2 separate regions of the Homo sapiens genome follow, and region 1 is linked to region 2. Evidence: chromatin loops called from intact Hi-C (ENCODE). Cell type or tissue: heart left ventricle. All regions are shown on one strand. Links, peaks and the distances in the headings refer to the core of each region. The heading gives the core; the rest is flanking DNA.

Region 1 (10,362 bases), core at 1,449-9,448, 130 kb before region 2:
ACAAAGACATGAAGCTGTGACTTCCTGGCTGCAGGTCAGCCGAGCCGCTCTCTCCATCCTTCAGAATCTCTTCTCTGTGTTGGCTTGGTTCTTAGGCACTCTGTCGCCTCGTGGAGGCAGGATGGCTGCCCGACCCCCTGTGAGTCCCTGCAGGTTCAAGTCCAGTGAAAAAAGAGAAGATCTCCTCCCACAAAATTCAGACCTGACTGCCATTGACCTAAAGCCATATCCCCCTCCCTAAGCTATTCATTGTAGCAGAGGATGGTGTACATTTTTTGACTTGTGGCTGGTATTATGCCCACTCTGCACTAGGGTGCTGGCACCCAGGGGAATTTAGAGAGCCGTTGCTGGAGGGAATGGGTGCTCGCTGGCCAGGAGCATTGGTCACTGTCCCCACCCCCGCATGGGTAGGATGGCACTTAGCGACGTTCTATTTTCACACAGAGAAGAGTTCATACTGTCAGGCTTAGATACAGACCTGTTTTTAGAGATCTGGGCTTGCCCAGTCTTGGTGACTTAAGGCAGCGGAAACTCCTCTTTCAGGTAGGTCTGTGACTGCAGACTGAGAGCCCCAGGCAGCCAACGCCATCGGTCACTCTTGGCAGAGCTTAATTGGGTTTTCATTACTAAGTGAGATTCTTTTTACTGAGTGAGGTGAGGCTCAAGCCTGCCATTTCAGCATTAAACCAGAAAATGGTTCCGTCGCACCCCTGTGGGAATCTGCTGTAGAGGCCGGGCCTTGGCTGGCTGTGGAAGGGTTAAAACGCACACCCAGAGGGCAGAGAGCAGACTCCAGAGACCCCCCTGGGCTAAAGTGCATCTCCCCCTCAGCCTCTGCCTTGGTTTTGCTGTTGCTCCAATGGTTAGTTATACCCAGTTAACGAAGTGTTCAGATTCCTTTTTCTTTGCTTAAAGCACAGACTTTTCTGTGAAATCTGCTTCCCCCATTTTCTTGTTTATAAATTTTTAATTCTAATACCAGAGGCCACCCGTGTCATGGAAACAGCGGTGACCTGGTTTCCAGGTGCCCCTCTGCGCCTGCCCAGTGAGTGACTGTGGGTGAGTCCTGGAACACACCTCCCCTAACCCCAATCTCGTGTTCCGATGGGTAAAGAGAAGTGGTGGCACGTGGCAACTCCTGGAGGCTTGGAAATGGGGTCCTAGAATATTAATCCAAAGTGGCTGCAGGGTGCGCCAAGTCCAGCCATCACACTTAACGGAGGAGAGGCCCTGGAGAGATTGAATGGCCTGTAAGCTGTGATGTTGAAGGGAGACCCTCAAACCTGGTGTATCGTAGTTTGGATTTCTGAATATAAAGAGCATTTAAACTACTACAAGGAAAAATAAAAAAACAAACAAAGAGACAGTTTTATAGTCATCAAGGAAATCCCATACACAGGCCCCAGACCACCGTGCGGCCAGGCCTCAAGGGAACTAGTGCCTGGAACAGGAGACCCCTCAGGCTGCAAGAGCTGTCCCCAGGGGCTTCAGATACCTGTTCCTCTGTCCTCCTCTGCCTGGGTTCCATTAGCCTCTGCAGGAACCAGGCTCCCCTGCTGTGCTTACCTGTCCTTCGCTGCCTCCTTCCATTTGTTCACAGTGTGTTACATCTGCTCAGGCCACAGCTGCTTTCTGGCCTCCTAGCAGCTTCTCCTTTCTCTACCTCCTCCTTAAAGAATCTACTCATTTAATTCTAGTCTTGGGGACTCTGAATGACTCAGCTTCTCTTTTTGAGCCAGGCCAACTAGGCCATAGGTTACTTGAACTCCTATGTTTTGTGTCCAGTTCTGGGGCCAGATTCTGCTTCTTCCCGTAGTATGTGGCCACGGATGTGGGTTCAGGCGTTATAAGGACAGTGTGGGCCAGGAGCTCCCAAAGACCCGCAACTTCACCAGGTATCTTCATTCACAGAATGACACCTTTCCCCAGGTACAGCCTGAAGACAGTGGGATTATTTTCAGAGTAGACTGGAGACCCATAGTGGCCACAGCAAGTGCGTGCATCTGCACAGAACGGTGCGGGACATCTCGAACAAATTCCAGAAGATTCGAGCTCATTTTAGGAGAGCTAATTCCATCCTGCAGGATTAGGGACAGAAATATACAATTTTTTCATTTGTCTTCTTTTTGTTTGTCTGTTTGTTCATTTGTTTTGAAACAGGGTCTCACTCTGGCACCCAGGGTGGAGTGCAGTGGTACAGTCTCTGCTCACTGAAGCCTCACCTCCCAGGTTCAAATGATTCTCGTGCCTCAGCCTCCCGAGTAGCTGGGATTATAGGCGGGTGCCACCACGCCTGGCTAAACTGTGTATTTTTGGTAGAGACAGGGTTTCACCATGTTGCCCAGGCTGGTCTTGAACTCCTGACCTCAGATGATCCGCCCACCTCGGCCTCCCAAAGTGCTGGGATTACAGGTGTGAGCCACTGCTCCCGGCCTAATTTTTCATTTTGATGTTATTTTCATGCTCTTCTTCCAAAAATGCAAATACTGACAAAACTTGAAGATCTTTGTTCTTTTCTTTATGTCGGTGCAGAGTGTACAAAAGTTACCTATATCGGGCACACATTGAAATTTGCATTAGCAGAGACTGCTATAGGATTTACTTATGAGTGATTCTGAAAGGTTAAGAATGGCACTTTTTCTAAGCTTTGGTTGAGGTTGGGATTGGGAAGGATGGTTCCTCTCACCATGGTTATGCAAAAACTATGGGTTGTAATAGGATGCAAACACGTGTCTCCCAAGAATAAGCAGAGGTGCAGGCTGCCAACGAGCTTTAAGAAATACTGTGGCTCGGTAAATGGAGAACCGAAGGGAGAGAGGGTAGCAAAAGCAAAGAGACCTTTGGTGTTTCCGACTTTCACGAGAGCCTGTCCAAATTTTCATCTGCATCAGCACTTTTCTAGCAAAGTTCACCGGCCATCCAGCATTATCTGGTGGGCGGCCTTATTTACACACATATATATAATTGATTCCATATTCCTCTCAGACCTACAAACAGTACCCATGTTTGTTTTTAATAACCAGAATTATTTCAGCTTAAAAAAAGGTGTAGATTTACATAGACAGTCTGATGAGTGCCTCAGATTGTTCCATTAGTAACACAGAGGAGAAACAATCTTAAGAAAAACATTTTGAATTTGTGTGTGGAGGTGGAGAGAGGATTGGGTTAGTGAAATCAGAAAGCTTCCAAGTAATGATTATTACATTTAATAATAATTAGATTAGCGTTCCACAGGGACTGTTTTCTGGAAATTTTGGTAGGACAGTCACTGAGTAACACACACACTCAGAGCAACCTAGGTTTCAGGCCATTGGGTGGGACATGGCCTATTTGCTTTGTTTTGGTCGCGTTTAAAGTTAATCCAAAATCAATTTCTTTTTCAAGATTAAAATGTCACTACTCTGTCTTCCACTTCAGGCTTCTGCAAACTTTTTCTATGAAGGGTCATGTAGTAACTGTTTAGCACAAAATAGACGTACACATAAACAAGTGAGTGTGTTGTGTCCCAATAAAATGTTATTTATGGCATTGAAGTTTGAATTTCATATAATTTTCACTTGTCAAGAAATAATATTCTTCTTTTGATTCTTTTTTCCCTGACCATTACCAAATGTCAAAGCCATACTTAGCTTCCAGCTAGTACAGTTTGGTTCATAATTTGCCAACCCCCGTCCTAGTTCTGACTTTGTAGTCAGAATTTTGTCTTTTGGGGAGAAAACTCCACTTTGCATATGAAGGAGAACCAAAATGGGCCGGGCGCGGTGGCTCACGCCTGTAATCCCAGCACTTTGGAAGGCTGAGGCGGGCGGATCACGAGTTCAGGAGATTGAGACCATGCTGGCTAACACAGTGAAACCCCGTCTCTACTAAAAATACAAAAAAATTAGCCGGGCGTGGTGGTGGGCGCCTGTAGTCCCAGCTACTCAGAGGCTGAGGCAGGAGAATAGCGTGAACCCAGGAGGCGGAGCTTGCAGTGAACCGAGATGGTGCCACTGTACTCCAGCCTGGGCAACAGAGCAAGACTCCGTCTCTCCGTCTCAAAAAAAAAAAAGAGAACCAAAGTGTGTGTGTGTGTGTGTGTGCATGCGTCTGTGTGTCTGTGAGTGTGTGTGTGTGTGTTGAGCTTTTCTGTTTCTTCAGCTCCCCTCTTGGGGATGAAGCAGGGTCTCTAGACATTAGAACTCCGGTTGTTGGAGCCTGCCACCAGCAGTTTAGTGCTGATGGCAAGGAGGCTCGCCTCAGGGACTGAAAAACTCTTCTCCACACAGAGAATTCTAAATGACTCTTGAAATAGAGGGAATTGAGAATGCAGACAAAGGCAGAAACTTGAGAGGAAAGCTGCTGAGCATTATATGCACATAGCTCTGTAAGGGTTGTGAAAATGGTGGTGGTGTTCTCATAATTTCTTTGCAAATATATATGTATTTTAAAAGGCTTAGGTCTCTCAGCTGCTTCTTTTCATCCTTATTCTTAGAGAAGTAGGCAAAAGACATGCTTCCACAAATTATAAACACCTGGTTTTGTTTAGTATCCTATTGAGGGAAATTAGGAAAGTTGCAGAAACATTCAGTTTTCCTAAATTGTTTTACAAAACCTGTGACAATGCACTGCAGACATATGCATTGTATTTAGTTAGATCCGTTTAATAAGAATCATTCTTATCAGGGCACCTCCCAAATCCTTCATAAATATAAGGCTTTTAAATATTTGTCTCCTTTTATAATTAGTCTAGATTTAGCAGTGGGTCTTCCTGATTTGGGAGGAAGCATGCTTCATGGTTGCCTGGCAACAGCTAATCGTGGTATTAGGGGCCAACAAAACAGTTGGCAGAAACTGTAAATTCTTTTGTCTTGTTAACAAAAAATGATAGTTAAAGATACAGCAGTATGTTAAGTCTGTTCTGTTGTTCAAACATATAACTTACGTGATAAATTCCTATGCTAATATAACCTCAGTGTGCTGCTCAAATTTATAGCTTGTTTAGAGAACCTGCTCACTTCGTACTTGGGTCACATGTCATCTGCTCATGGTACTGAAACTCATCGGGTAGGACAGTGATGTCATAGAGGCGTCCTTTTCTCAAGGGCTCTTAAGATGAATCTGAGGTTTTTGTTGAACGATGGGTTCTGAAACATATGTGAAGCTCCAGCATAAACGTCTGAAGTCAGGATTCTGGTTCTTAAGCAGGAGCCGCGAGTTCACCATCGATGACCTCAGTTCCCATCTCCTAGTGGCCCTCAGTGGGTACAGACACCAGCACCCGGCCTGTGTGATCCGTCCTGGTGCTGGCCAGGCCTTCCTCTCGTCCCCTCCAGATCAGCCGGGCTCAGCGTAAGTTTTCTAGGACAACTTCGTAAAATGAATTCTCATTTCATAAGCAAATATAGTGTGAGTCATGCTTTGGCCACATAGAATTAAGAAGGAAGAAAAAACACTATTTATTTGGTTGGTACTTTTTTTTTTTTTTTTTTTAAGAAACTACACTGTATTCCAGATTTGTCCGCAGATCACTGTCAGCTTCCTCTCCTCTGGGTATATGTTTTTAAAGGACGTTGTCTATTATGGGTCAGGGTCCCCCGCTCCACCAGGCACTTCGGTGTGTATTTTCTCACTTAACTCCCAGCTCTGTGCAGAAGGTCTGGGAGACACCAGTGCTTAAGCCAAGTTTTATGGGGGCCAGACGAGGAGCAGCCGGGTTGAATGCCCAGGTTTTCTCTGGTTTCCAAGCCCATACTCTGCTTTATCCTTAGTTTTGGGCCCAGTTTTCAGAACACATCCAGAATCATCCATTTGCCCAGCAAACCAACATAAGGTATCAAATGAATGGCCAAGATGTTGAATGTATTTCATCCTTTGTTTCCTTGATTTCTAAAAAAACAGCCCTTAGATATTTTTAACAGAATTTTTAAAAAGCACCCCCTGTTGTCTAAGTTCTCTTTTCTATATGATCTTTGCCGCCTCTCCTGCCCCCACCTCCACCATAGTCAGAAATCTCACATCTCAACAAACATCTCTCTCCTGTCTTCACCGCGGTTCTGCTCACAGCCACTTTCCCCTTCAAACTGGACATTTTGGATTTTCCCTGCTAACCTTACCGCCCCTTCCCGCCCCTTCCCGGGCTCCAGCTCAGCAGGAAGAAATGTCGTCAGCAGAGGCTGCAAACCCAAGCCTGTCCCTTTTCAGTGGTATTTTTACTACGAGCTGAACTACTTCAGCATCATGTAAACACGCTGGAGTGTGTTCACAGCTGCCTCTCTTTTAAAGTTGAACCAGCTCAGAACTAAAAGGGGAACTGCTTTCAGGTTCTGTTCAAGTTTGCATGTGACAGCATCAAAGCTATTTTTAGCAGAGTGATCACCGGCAAGAAGCTGGAAACGGCTGCCTTCAACTATCAACAGTGGAAAGAAAGGATCATTTATGGACTGCTGCAGCTCTTGAGTCCATTTATATGGGAGACACAGGGGTGTGTAAATCTCTTCTTCAAAGTTACAAGGCGTCTTGTCCCCCATCACCTTTGCAGAGACAGGGCAGTGTTAATTTAGTGCTTGGTTGCCTGGGCTCCAAGTTAAAGTAGATACACTGATAATAGTGAATTATAGGACTGTCCTCAATGTCTGTTCTGAGAAGAAGGCGATGTATAGATGCTCAGAAACATCCATTAAACTTTTGAAGTGTTTGTATTGTTTCTTCAGTTTTCCTTTTCTTTTCTGTAGATCACCAAACTCAAGAGACAGCAGGAAACGGGAGGTAGTTATGTAAGCATCATGGCAATGAAGAGAGCATGAGTCACTTACTAGCCATGCGACCCTCATTAAGTGACTTTTCCTTTCTGAATTAAGTGTTCTTAGCTGCAAAATGAGGATCATAATACCAGCCCTATATACTTTATAGGGCTAGTTTTTTTTTTGTTTTTTTTTTTTAGCAGATGTTTATTGAACACCTACTCCATGCCAGCTCCTGGGGACATGAGCTGAATCAGATCGTCAGTGTCTTCAGAGAGCTCACAGTCTAGCTCCATAAATAACTAACTTATAATACCCTGTGTTTCATGGAAAGGAGACAGCATAAGACAGATAGGATCTGCTCTCAGCATGGAGGGAGGCAGGAAGAAGACAGGAGGAGCAGTATTTTCAAGACAGCATAAAAGTTTGCAAAGAAAACAAGGGAGTGAGGGACATTCCAAGCAGGGGCAACTGAGTAGCAATGACAGAGGTCAAAGGCGCTCTGGTGTCTCCAAGGGACCATGAGCAACTTGGTATTGTCAGAGCGAAAAAAACTAAAAGACAAGGGGTGGCAGGAGAAGCTGGAGCAAGTGGAGCCAATTGTTTAGTGCTAAAGAACCTGGAAGTGGCACAGGTCACAGGGAGCCAGGAGTCATTTTGAGCACACGATTGACTGGATTATACACAAATTAAAGTGGAGTCATTGCTAGCAAAAGTCCCTGAATCTGTGTATATGAAGTGGTAGCAGTTTAGTGCAGGCAAAGAATGCCCTACACATAAAGTGTCCTCCCTGGAAAGGCTAAGCTGTAGCACAGTACTAAAACTTGGTGGCCTGTGACTCCTTTGAACAATGCCTTTGAAGAGGGCGGAGGTGGGCAGCCTTTGAAGAGGGTGGAGGTGGACAGAGAAGGGCAGATGAAAGGGAGAGAAGTAGCATACCTTCTCAGACCCGATTGGTACTGGGCTCTGCAAGTGGCTTTGGAGGATAAGTCACATCCTTCAGGAGCTTTCAGGCCAGGTAGCATTGAAGAGGAAGGCACGAGCCTTGGCAGCGGTGTGTGGCCTGTGTGTGCTCAGGGGACTTGCAAAGGTGAGCCCAATGACCCAGCACCAAGAAGCACAGCCCATGTGTGTGAGTCAGTTTCCTCCAAAGGTTTCAGGAGGCTAAGGTTTTTCGGGTTATGTTTAAAGCTTCAATTGTGTGGTCCTCTTTATTCGCCATAGGAATTCAAAGAAGAGGGAAGCACAGAACAAAACAAAGTAAAACAAAGCAAAACCCTCACAATCATACGTAACTGTTTACACCCAGAAAGAAAGGTGCTGAGAAGGCATGGTGTGCTACCACATTTTGTAAAGCTTGATGGACACACCCTCATAGTTACATAACTATGGCCAAGAAGTGACATTACTCTTTTGAAACTATGTTCTCTTCGAATTTAATGCTATCATGGAAGTTCAGCAACATTATTTGCCTCAGTTCACTTCCAGGAGAGGAATAGATGTTTCTATAGTTTTTCTCGAAGCATCGAATGGGTATTAGGTACTAGGTGTGTAAGAATCAGTTTCTTCGGCTCCAGCCCATGTGATGGTGGAAGAAAACCAACGCACTTGGCCTTCCCAACCATTTCGTTTTGGGTTTTCCTGAGCTACACTATGTGGGGAGGGACTGAGAGAGGGACACGTGGGACAGTTTGCGAACAGCAGAGAGTCACAAGCAAGGAAAAGGTTGGTACAGGTGGTGAGGGAGGTGGCCAGAGGTCACCGGGAAAGGAGTGAGTAGACAGGGTACCTTTGAGGTCGGGCCGGGCCTTTCTGCTCAGTTGGAAGTATCAGGACAAAGACATGGTTAAGGCGCTGATGCCCATCACAGTACTTTGTTGCCTTGGGAGACAGAAGAGATTACTTTTTGGAATTTTTTTTTTATTTTGAGACAGAGTCTCACTCTGTAGCCCAGGCTGGAGTGCAGTGGCATGATCTCGGCCCACTGCAACCTCTGCCTCCCGGGTTCAAGCAGTTCTCCTACCTCAGCCTCCCAAGCAGCTGGGATTACAGGAGCCTGCCACTGCACCCAGGTAATTTTTGTATATTTAGTAGAGACGGGCTTTCACCATGATGGCCAGTCTGGTCTTGAACTCCTGACCTCGTGATCCATCTGCCTCGGCCTCCCAAAGTGCTGGGATTACAGGCGTGAGCCACCGAGCCCCACCACATTTTTTTTTAAGATGGGGTATCACTCTGTCACGCAGTCTGGAGCGCAGTGGCATGATCATGGCTCATGGCAGCCACAAGTTCCTGGGTTCAAGTGATCCTCCCATTTCAGCCTCCTGAGTAGCTGGGACTGCAGGTGCGTGCCACCACACCTGGCTAATTTTTTTTTTTTTTCTTTTGTAGAGATGGGATCTCCCTATGTTACCCAAGCTGGTCTCAAACTCCTGGGCTCAAGCAGTCTTCCTGCCTCAGTCTCCCAAAATGGTAGGATTATAGGCATGTCTTACATTTTGGAAATTTAAAATCACTTTGTCACTTTGAAGCCAACCATAAATAGATGTAATAAACCATAGGAAAAATGTTTTATAAAAAATAAACATCTGAGGCTGGGTGCAGTGGCTCATGCCTGTAATCCTAGCACTTTGTGAGGCCAAGCCAGGCAGATCACTTGAGGTCAAGAGTTTGAAACCAGCCTGGCCAACATGGTGAAACCCCGTCTCTACTAAAAAAAAAAGCAAAAAAATTAGCCGGGCATGGGGACAGGCACCTATAATCCCAGCTACGTGGAAGGCTGAGGCAAGAGAATCGCTTGAACCTTGGAGGCGGAGGTTGCAGTGAGCCGAGATTGTGCCACTGCACTCCAGCCTGAGCAACAGAGCGAGACTCCATCTCAAATAAATAAATAAACAAATGAACAAACAAACATCTGCACTATTACATACAACTGTAGCAATTGAGTGCCCAGATTAGGTCTTCCTGATACAGCATTTAGATCGAGGTGTCCCTTCTATGTCATCAGCTTTCCAAAATCAGTGTTTATGTCTCTCATCTTCGTGGTGGACTATGGGATGGGACTAGCTGTCAAAGGGAGGAAATGAATAATCAAGGGAAATCACAATTTCTCCACAAATAGGTTATTTTCTTGTCTGTGACTGGTTTTCAGCATCATAGGAAGTACCGGGAGCCAGACTGTCAAAAACTTGGATTAAAACATATACATTTCTTGGCTGGGCACAGTGGCTCACGCCTGTAAACCCATCACTCTGGGAGGCCGAGGCAGGTGGATCACCTGAGGTCAGGAGTTCGAGACCAACCTGGCCAACATAGTGAAACCCTGTCTCTATACAAATAGAAAAATTATCTGGGCATGATGGCGGGTGCCTGTAATCCCAACTACTTGGGAGGCTGAGGCAGGAGAATCACTTGAACCTGGGAGGTAGAGGTTGCAATGAGCCAAGATCATGCCATTGCACTCCAGCCTGGATGACAGAGCGAGGCTCCATCTCAAAAAAAAAAAAAAAAAAAAGTACATTTCTTGATCTCGCTTGAAATCCTGAAAGATAAATAGGTCATAGTGACTTTTGCCTTTATTATTGAGGTACTTCTGCTGAATGTTGTATCAGTTCATGGAGTAATGAGGGAATTGTGTTAC
Region 2 (10,362 bases), core at 1,132-9,131:
GATGAAAGCTCACCCGTGTTCTCACTTAGTGATGCTCCCCTGCCCCTCAGACGTAGGGAGGGTTTTTGGTAGATGTAGCAGATGGCAGAATATTAGCTTGGACCAGATGAAATTGCTGTTTGGAGGGTTAGAAAAGGTTACATCAGGGATTCCCTGCGGTTCTCCTCTTAGGTAACCCTCAGACAAAATCAGGCTGGTGTGGAGATCTTGGAGTTTGTATGGAGAATGGACAAGATCTGATGGTTGCTGGTGAAAGGGGAACTTAGGGTTGCTCCAGGGATGCGTGTGTTTAGGAGAAGGTGGGATGAGGAGCGACTTCTCAGGAGATTTGCTTGAGAGGATACCCCGGGGAGGGGCCTTTCCTCAGGCCACGAGGATCGCCTGGGGGGATGAACTGTGTGGTGCGTGCTGAGATGCCAAGTAGCTTTTAAAATCGGCTTTTACGAGAGATAATTTGGGTCATATTTTTCCCCTTGTTGGATTAAGGATAAATGGAAAGATGTTCTGAGCTTCTGCCCATGGCAAAGCATGGGGAGGTGCTTTTGTTGGTCACCAGGTGTCTTTCCTACAGTGTTGGGGTTTTTGAGTTGTTGTTAGGTTCTGACTGAAGGTAAAAGGTTATGTTTAATAAATGTGAGAAAATACTATTTGAAGCCTACTTTTGAAAACTCACTTTTTTTTTTTAACCTAGGCATTAATCCTTTGGTTGCGAGCTACTAGTCTGATTTTTACTTACCAGATTATCTTTCTGTCTGTCTTACTCTCTGGGTATCTTTTTCTGTCTCTGTTTCCCCGTGTGTGTGTGCACGTGTGTGTGTGCATGTCTGTATGTGCAGGTGTACGTACGTGTCTGCATGTGTGTGTGTGTGCGCGTGCATGACTGTGTGAGTGTGTGTCTGTGCATGTCTGTGTGACTGTGTGTGTGTGTGTGTATGTGCACGTGTGTGTGTGTGTTTCTCTCTGTCTCTGCCCTCTGTCTCTCTCTCTCTCTTATTGGTCTATCCAGAATTTCTGACTTGGAACGGAAATCTTCACAGTTGAATTCACGTGCGGTGTCTTTCTCCCCTTTGCTTTTTCAGTTCCTCCAGGAGTGATCCAAAATGGAGCGCGGGTCCTGAGCCGAGGGCTGTTTCCTGGCGTGCGGCCGCTGCCAATCACTCCCATTGGGGTGACAGCGGCCATGAGGTAAGTGGGGAGTGCGCTGGGCAGAGCCAGCCTGGGGAGTGGGAAGGGCAGCTTTCTGTCCACGGGGTCCCTTCTGGAGACAGAGAGGAGCTGCTTCGAACTAGTGACAGCAATAAACCTGGTTTGCGTGCTCAGAAATGTGAAAGTAACCCCAAGAACTCCCAATCCAAATGCCCCCTTCTCTTTCTCGGGCCACCAGATGATCCTGGTCTCTTTACAGATGAGGAGATGGAGGCAAGTTAAGTTTTTTATTCTAAGAAGGCAGGGTAAGAGGTGGGCAGAAGAAAACAGAAGGCAGGATATTAATTGGATTCTAGGCTAACGGGCCTAGCGCAAGACCCAGTCCTGTCCCTCCCCTGTCCTGTGACTCTGGGCTCAGTTCCTTCATCTGTGAAACTCCTGCCTCCTACCAGGGGTTGCGGGGAAAATCAAATGCAAAATCAGATGTGAGGCGAGCTTTGGTACGTGGTCTATAAATAGCAGGTGGCATCATTCCCCTGCTTCCAAGAATGAGGCCAGCTGCCAAACCGCATGAACCCTTCCTTGGGACATTTCTCTCCTCCATGCTCTCCATCTCCACTGTCAGCCCCGGATCAGGGTCCACCGCCAGCCTGCGGCCCTCATAGGCACCATTGGCGGAGCCTCCTCCCATCCGCCAGCTGCTTCTACACCCACTCCTGCCCATCCATCCACCACTGCCAGACCAGTTTCCTAACTCCGTGCCCCTCTAGCTGTCTGCAGAAGCACCTTCTGTGACTGCCCCTGCATCACCCTGATAGTCCTTCCTTCTCCTCGAGCCAAATGTGTTCCCCAAATATGCCCAGTATTGGCCCATCTTATTCATACAGTTTTGTCTGCATAGATTCCCCTCACCCTCATATGTAAGGCAGCACGTCCTTCAAAATCTGACACAAAAGATGATCCCTTCCCAATGCTTTTTTTAATGTGGTCTGGGAACCAGCATCAGAGAAACTTCTCTTTGCCGTGAACCGATTAGCCCCATGCTTTAGCCCTTCAATGAGTGACCCTGTATGGTAGCAGTTTCTCTGTGTGTCCCTTTCTGTCCTGGGTGCTTTGTGTCCTGAGGATGAGGGCTAGCTCTCAATCAGTTGTCTGATGCCGCATCACTATTGCATGTGCCAGGTCCTGGTTGCTTGTTTAGAAAAAGCCTGTCTCACTGAGCTGCATCCCTTGAAGGTACCATCCCTCTCCTTCTGCGTTTACGGATCAAGTTTGCACCTGAAGGCCATTTTGCTTTCATAGTGTTTCATGTCCAAAAGGAAACCAACCCAGAAAGTGTGTTTAGCTGGGCCTGAGGGAGAAGCAAGGTCAAACTCCCCTGCCGCGTGCAGCTTCTCCACGAGCTTGTCTTTTAACTCCTCCTGCTGTTGTCAGGACAAGTCGCATAATCTTCAGAGCAAAGGTCTATAGGTTCTGATAAGATGGGAAGTTGTTAGCAATTAGAATAGCAACAAATTATAAAACCACTTATCATTTCTACTAATCTGACAAGGGGATATTTTCCAAAAATACATGGAAAGGTTTTTCTTGTACCTCCCCGGTATCTTTCCTGGCTACTCTCAGGTCAATAATTCTTGAGTTCCTAAGTGGTAAGCCTCTTTCCATGAAGCCAAAATTCCAATGCTCTTACCTCACATTTATGAAAAAGACATACTCTGTTTTTCATTCTTTCTTAAAATCTTTCCTGTGTTGCCTCATAGTTTACCTTCTTGGTTGAGAAGACTTGGAGACTGTGAACTATTTTTGCTTGGAGCAACAATGTATTTTTATTAGCAGATTCTAAATATAGACTTACAGTTTATCCTCTTGACCATTTTTTTTAGTGCCTTCAAGAGTAGCTTTCACTATGGGCCCAGCCATACCTTATAGAAGGGCACAGAAAAGCCAGGCGGACAACAGGTGGACCTTCAACAGGAGCCGCCTTCTCATTTTAATTCTTACTCTCATGGCATTTATGATGACAAATTTTACTGATTAGTTCCCTCTTGAGGTGTTATTTCAACTACCGATGGTTTCTTTCTAGTTAGAGAATAACAAAGCACTGCAGCAAACAGTCTTGTTTCTGTTGAAAGTTGCCACTCATGCAGTCCACTGAGTGCCTCAGCTGGGCTCCTTCCAGAGTAAAAGAAAACAAGACAGCCTCTGAGCCAAACTTGTGTATCAGACAGGTTCAGTAGGGAGACAGAAACCACACCAAGTAATTGAACAGAGAGACTTTAATGTTAACCAGGGCTGGGTGTGGTGGCTCATGCCTATAATCTCAGCACTTTGGGAGGCTGAGGCAGGAGGATCACTTGAGGCCAGGAGTTCAAGACCAGCCTGAGCAACATAGGGAGATCCCAGCTCTACAAAAAGTTTAAAAATTCGCCGAGGCCGGGCACATTGGCTCACGCCTGTAATCCCAACACTGAGAGGCTCCGGCGGGTGGATCACTTGAGCTCAGGAATTTGAGACCAGCCTGGGCAACATGGCGAAAACTTATCTCTATTTAAAAAAAAAAAAAAAATGACCTGGGCATGGTGGCACACACCTGTGACCTAGCCACTCTGGAGGCTGAGGTGGGAGGATCCCTTGAGCCTGGGAGGTCAAGACTGCAGTGAGCCGAGATTACTCCACTGCACTCCAGCCTGGGTGACAGAGTGAGACCATGTAAAAATCAAAATGATTAGAAAGAAAGCAAAGCTGTGAACCAGGTAGGAAGTTATTAACTAGGTAACTGAAAGGGTAAAAGATGACTCAGGGTATCATGGAGAGAGTCATTGCAGGAGGCAGCTACCACCTCTAGGGTTGACGGAACAAAGGGAAGAGGTTGGAATGATCACCCCATGGAGCTGAAACTCACCTTTGCGTGGGGGGCAGGGACTAGGAAGCAGCCTCTGATGGTGCTGGTGCCCCTAAGGGAACACAGTTCTGCAAGTGCTGGAAAAACTGCAAACTGGGTTTGGCACCTCCGAGAATGAATGCTGCTGCTGAGGTACAGAGGCATTGCTGGGTGGCACAAGAACAGGAAACAGGCAGGAGCCAGTTCTATCTTTCTCCACCACCTTCTCAGTCTCTCTATGGCACCCCCTGGTGGCGGAGCCTCACATGGAACCCAGTGGTAAAGTCCAGCCCCAGCCCCAGCCCCAGCCCCAGCCCCAGTTTGGGAAACAGAGTAGAAGGGTGGGTTTGAGACTGAGTGGCAATAGCTTTGTAATGGCACAGCTTGCTTCATCTCTGTCCACTACAAAAGGATGTATAGTCTAATTAAGGAGTGACTTTCCTGAGCATCATAGGAGTTTTGAACAAAATCATTTTGGTAAAATGTGAAACCATAGTTTGCAGAAGCTAGGCAAGTTACGATTTGCATAAACAGATAACCAGTAAAGAGGCCGGGCACGATGGCTCACACCTGTAATCCCAGCACTTTGGGAGGCCGAGGCAGGCAGATCACCTGAGGTCAGGAGTTCAAGACCAGCCTGGCCAACATGGTGAAACATCATCTCTACTAAAAGTACAAAAATTAGCTGGGTGTGATGGTATGTGCCTGCAGTCCCAGCTACTCAGGAGGCTGAGATGGGAGAATCGCCTGAACCCAGGAGGTGGAGGTTGCAGTGAGCCGAAATTGTGCCATTGCACTCCAGCCTGGGCAACAGGGCAAGACTCTGTCAAAAAAAAAAAAAAAAAAAAAGAAAGAAAGAGAGAGAGAGATAACCAGTAAAGAAAACCATTGTGCATTAGCAGTTAATTGTCCAAATACCAATTCTGAACTTGCCCCCCTCAGTTTTAAGGGAAATTAGGGGAAGAGGGGTAGTAAGCTCTGGAACATTAGGGGTACTTGCTTGTAGTATCTTTGCCCTCTTTTTGTAGGGCAGGTAGTAGACACTGAGATGCTTTTGGAAAGAAGGAACACAAACATAGCTATGGAGGCATCTGCCTAATCAGTGTCTGTGTAAAACCCATTAAGAAGTGCTTGGGGAAAAACATCTTGTTTTGCATTTTCACATTCATCATAATTTTAACATTTTTAATTTGGCCACATGTCAGTGGAACCCAAACTCAGCCAAGGCTAAAAAGGAAAGCAGTGCAGTGGAGACTAGAACAACACAGAATGTTATCTCCCAGACCACGTGGCAGTGCCCAAGTATTCTGTGTGTGCTCAGATGTTTACAGGGGTTGCTGCCCCAGTCTGTTCAGCTGGGGCCCAGGGAGGGCGGGAGAGTCATTAGCACCCACTAAAGACCAATTTCCCACTCTCTTTTGTGTGACAGGTTTTCCTTGTGAATCTAAGCGACTTCTCCTTAAGTGAAAATATTTGTCTTTCAGGGATTTTTTTTTCCTCCACAGAGTGGCAAAGGCCATGTTTGTTTGTCTTAACTCTGAAACTGTTATTGACATAGATGAAGTGTTACTTTTATTAGCTGATCATTACACAGCTTCTATTTGCCAGGTTCCTTTGCATATAATTATGATGTGAAATCTCCTTGTAAGAGTATCTGTCAATAGTGTAATTGACTTTACGGTGTTGACTTTTTACTCAATAACCTCCAAGATTGGCCCATCCTTAGACGTTGGAAACCTGCTTATTTTTAAATTTGCCTGGGCGTCAAGTCCTCAAGACACATCATCCTCAAAATAACTACTCACACATCTTAAAGTTTTATGCCTGTGTCTTCGGCTGCTTTCCCAGGAAAATCCCTTGCAGAGATTGCATTGAATGGAACCCATGATGGATAGCCCTGGGAGAGCTGTTGCTGGCCTTCTTGGGAAGGAGGAGTCCCAGGTTTCTTACATTCACAGCATCGTGGGCTGTCCCACACCCTGGGTTGGGTCACAGCAACCTCCCTGGATCTCAGCCACCTTGCTTTTAACCTTTAGGGCTCTTTTTGATCCCTACATGCCTCATCAGGTGGCAGAAAAGAATGACATGTCCAGGGCTCGCTGGAGGATTGGGAAAAAGCTGATGTGGGGAAGGCCTGTTCTGTAGCAACTGAACCAACAAAATACGTACGTGAACTCAGGAACCACATTTCCTCGGTCCATCTCCTGCAGCCGTGTGACCTCAGGGAAGTGCCCATGGGCTTCTCAAGAGGAAACGTGTGTCTGCCTCATGTGTTATTTGGATTCACACACAGCTGTGTGCCCAGCACATAGTCAGCATTCTGTAGGTGTTTGATAAATAAGTAACATGGAAAGCCTCATGGATTCACCTAGCCTGTCTCTCACAGACCTTCCCAGGTTTCCTTCCTGAGCACTGGAACCTCAGGTACCCCAAAACCTTAGGAGAAGGCTTAAATTAAATTCATGCCACCTTTCAGCACAGAGTACATTTGTTGGCAAAGCCATTGGCTTTGAAGAGTGCTGGCCATAATCTGGACTACAAGTCTAGATCACCCTATTTGTTGCCAAATTATATGAGAGTTTCATCCAATCACCGTCTAAGGCTGCTTAATTTTATTTGGATCTCCAGCAACCTCAAGTGAAAAACTGCACTTCCCATGGAACATGAAGCAAGTCAGGCATTAATGGTCTGACTGTAGTAGCAAACATTAATTCTTAAGGTCATGTCAAAATAGAATCATCGGGAAAACCCATCTCTCAGCCTAAGTTCTGCTCCGGATCAGCTGTCTTTATCTCCTCCCTTGAGAAGATGTTTGTTTCAGTAGTGTAGGAAGGTGGCAACCTTTAGTATTAAGATAGGGTTGTTGTCCAATTATGTAACTTGAGGGTAAATTGGCTGCTGATCTTTTCTAGTGTTGTATTTTGTTCTGTATGTAAAGACCAAACACCTGTTGGCCTTTGTCTTTGAAATCATGGTCTTTGAAGGCAATTACAAAACTCAGTATTAGATTTTGCTTTGTAGTGGGAGGAGAAGAGAAAATACTAAAGAGCTAGGTTTAAGGGAAAGTGGGGAAAGAATCCCAGTTACACAAAGCATGCACTGAATTCCCTCCTGGGCCCATTTCAGCGAGCGTAGTTTTTGTTTTGGGCCCTTCTGGTCCAGAAATTTAAACAACGACCAGCAAACTGTGAAATTTGATCAACATTCTAGAGCTGCTCCTCATATTTCATATCAATGACGTTCGTTAATGCCTTTGAAAGTCCTGGTGGCTCCTTTTCATGTTGTACCTAGAAATCCTCCAAACTCCCAATGATTCTGGACTGTTGTAAATGCAAAACAATTCATGGAGGAGAGTTGTAGGATCACTCCTATTTGTGTTGTGTGATCTCTTGCAAAAAGGAAATCATGTTTATCTCAGTGGTTTAGGGGAGCAGTTTGCAGCTCATGGGAGAAAATTGTGGTCCCCCTGGATATTACCACTGAGTTAGAACTCTTAGAGCTGACCACCTGGCCCCTGGACGTCCTTTACCTTTTTAGCCATGCATCTGCCAGATTGCAGAATTCTAGGGCTGCTGGAAGGGATCTTAAACCTCACCTTGATTTTACAGCCGAGGCACAGGTAGAATTAGACTGGATTTTGTGAAAAAGGTAGGGAAGAGCTGTAAATTAACAAGTTAAATCAGTTTAATGACCTAAATGGCATCTCTCTCCTAGGTAGAATTTGATACCTGGTGAGAAGTATTTTATGCAACTTGTATTAAATGATTCTCTGCATGCTCCTTAGTATTTCCTATCATTCTTCGTAGTGTTCATCTTTACAGTTTGGGGAGGCTACTGTCTTTTTATTTTTATTTATTTATTTATTTGAGACAGGGTCTCGCTTTGTCACCCACACCAGAATGCAGTGGCACAATCACGGCTCACTGCAGCCTCATCCTCCCGGGCTCAAGTGATCCTACCACCTCTCAGCCTCTCAAGTGTTTGGGACTACAGGCACTCACCGCCACTCCTGGCTAATTCTTCTATTTTTTGTAAAGATGGCATCTTGCCATGTTGCCCAGGCTGATCTCGAACTCCTGGGCGCAAACAATCCACACACCTCAGCCTCCCAAAGTGCTAGGATTACAGGTGTGAGCCACAGTGCCCAGCCCTGAGTTTTTTAAATAACTAGAATAATACTGTGTCTTTCTTAACTTTGTTTTTTTAAAAACTCATATTAGGTTTCTTTGTTTTGTGACATCTAGCTGTAATTGAGTCATTTTCACTGCTATATAATATCCCATTATGTGACTATACTATCATTTTTTTAAAAAAGACATTTGGATCATTAATAGTTCTTTGATATTACAAGCAGTGCTACTGTGGAAATTCTTATACATGTCTCAGATTCATTTAAGATGTCTAGGAGTGAAATTGTTGATTTATAGGGTATGTACATGCTCAGCTTTACAAGGTAATGCCACATTGTTTTGTAAAGTGCTTGTTTCCAATTACACTGCCACCAGCAGAGTGTGATGGTCCCTAGTCCTCCACATCTTCACACACATTTAGAATTGTCATGCTTTGTCATTTCAACCAATCTGGTAGGTACGTAATGGTATCTCATTGTACTTTAATTTATATTTCCCTTTTTACTAAAGATGTTGCACAGTTTTTCATATATTTAAGGGGCTCTTTGAATATATTATTTTATGGATTTCCTGTTTAGCATTTTGCTCATTTTTCTACTGGGTTCCCTTTTTTCTTCTCTTCATAGGAGTTCTTGGTATAGTCTACATATCAATCTTGTATTGACTACATATGTTGCAGATTTTCTAAGTTTGCGGATGGTCTTTTCACTCTCTTTCAATTTCCATTCTTATTAATCACATTTATCAATCTTTTTATGAAATCTGGTGTCTTAAAAATTTATTTCCCTACTCTATGGTCATATAGTCTCCTATAGTATTTTTCTAAAAGATTGAAAGTTTTTTGCTTTCACATTTAAGTCTTATTATTTGAGTCTCTAATCCATCTGGAGTTACAGTGTGAGATAAAGATACACTTAAATATTTTTCAAATAATAAACAGTTATCTCAGCATCACTTATTAAGTAGCCCCTCTTTTTCCCACTGATATGAAATGCTAGCTCTGATATATATCAGGTTTCTTTCTATTTGTGGGTTTATTTTGGGGACTCTTGGTCCTATTTCATATTTTCCTGTACCATGGCAATACCACAGTGTCTGAATTATGATATCTTTGTAAGTTCTTAAGTCTGGGAGCACATGTTCTCTCACCTTGTTCTTTTTAAAGTGTCTTTGCTATTCTTGGCTCTTTGCAGTTGCGTATAAACTTTATAATCAGCTTGATAAACTGCAAGGGAGTGCGCGAACAAGAAAAACAAAGAAAAGACACCCTATTATGGTTCCTGACTAGAGTGGTATGGAATCTCTACATCAATTTGTTGTGGATTAATACTCCTATATTGAATGCTAGGTGCAGTGGCATGCACCTGTAGTCCCAGCTACTCAGGAGGCTGAGGCGGGAGGGTTGCTTAAAGCCCGGGAGTTTGAGGCCAGCCTGTACATAGTGAGACCCTGACTCTTAACAACAAAACCTCCTTTTTGCATCTTTCAGTCCATGAGCATGTATAGTTCTCCATTTACTTAAATCTTACAGTGCCTCTCATTGTAGCTTTATGATTTTTTTCCCTAAAGTTCTTATGCCTGTTCAGTTAGATTTATTCTACATGGAATAGATTCTTTTTCATGCTGTTATAAATTTTACAAATTAATATGATGTATTTTCTACTTGCTGCTAATATATGGAAATGCAATTTATTTCACATTATTGATTTTTTTCCAGCAACCTTGCTAAATAAACTGCATTAGTAACTCTAACAGTTTATAGATTCTTCTGTGCACAAATCATATCTTTTGTCAATACTGGTGGGGTTTTTTTCCCTAATTATTGTATCTTTTCTTTTTCCTGTCCTATTGCACAGTCCAGGACCTCTGAATAGAAGTTATGATAACAGGCATCTTTGTGTTATTTCATATTTTAAATGGACCCATGTTACTGATTCACAGTTGATAGGACATTAGTTAAAGGTTTCTTAGGAAATATGCTTTATCATAACAAAATTATTCTATTCATACTTTGCTGTGATATTTTTATCATGAGTGGTTATTGAGTTTCATAAAAAAAAGTTTGCATTGTTAAGATAACTATAAAATTTTTCTTTCTTTTTTTTACTGTGGTGAATTATACTATAAATTTGTCGTTTTGAACAAAACTTGCATTTCTGAATATACTTGCTTATGATACTTTTTTTTACATATTACTGGAGTTGC

What was found. Hi-C counts contacts between places; a loop is a spot of excess contacts. Peaks named below come from ENCODE experiments on the same cell type or tissue, not always from the same donor. Only the 100,000 strongest peaks of a DNase experiment are listed, where the experiment ranks them.
Region 1: a loop joins it to region 2, with 4 times the contacts of the local background. A loop is called at or near these places in 7 of 110 quality-filtered maps.

What each region holds. Positions count from the first base shown.
Region 1 is chr14:89,300,055-89,310,416 of GRCh38, reverse strand. The region is part of intron 3 of FOXN3 (forkhead box N3); the gene reads left to right. Among named protein-coding and RNA genes, the nearest start is that of FOXN3-AS3, 45 kb to the left of the region's middle. RefSeq lists enhancers at 1,407-1,456, 1,025-1,525, 1,587-1,966, 5,059-5,328, 6,242-6,441 and 3 more. In heart left ventricle, for the core only: no CTCF peak of the experiment used is centred there; DNase peaks (open chromatin) are centred at 5,270 and 6,105; H3K4me3 peaks cover 1,085 bases; H3K27ac peaks cover 3,693 bases.
Region 2 is chr14:89,171,524-89,181,885 of GRCh38, reverse strand. FOXN3 (forkhead box N3) reads left to right here. Exons shown (of 6, transcript NM_005197.4): 5 at 1,080-1,185. Among named protein-coding and RNA genes, the nearest start is that of FOXN3-AS3, 170 kb to the left of the region's middle. RefSeq lists an enhancer at 6,188-6,689. In heart left ventricle, for the core only: a CTCF peak has its summit at 4,277 (motif pointing left); a DNase peak (open chromatin) is centred at 4,275; H3K27ac peaks cover 527 bases.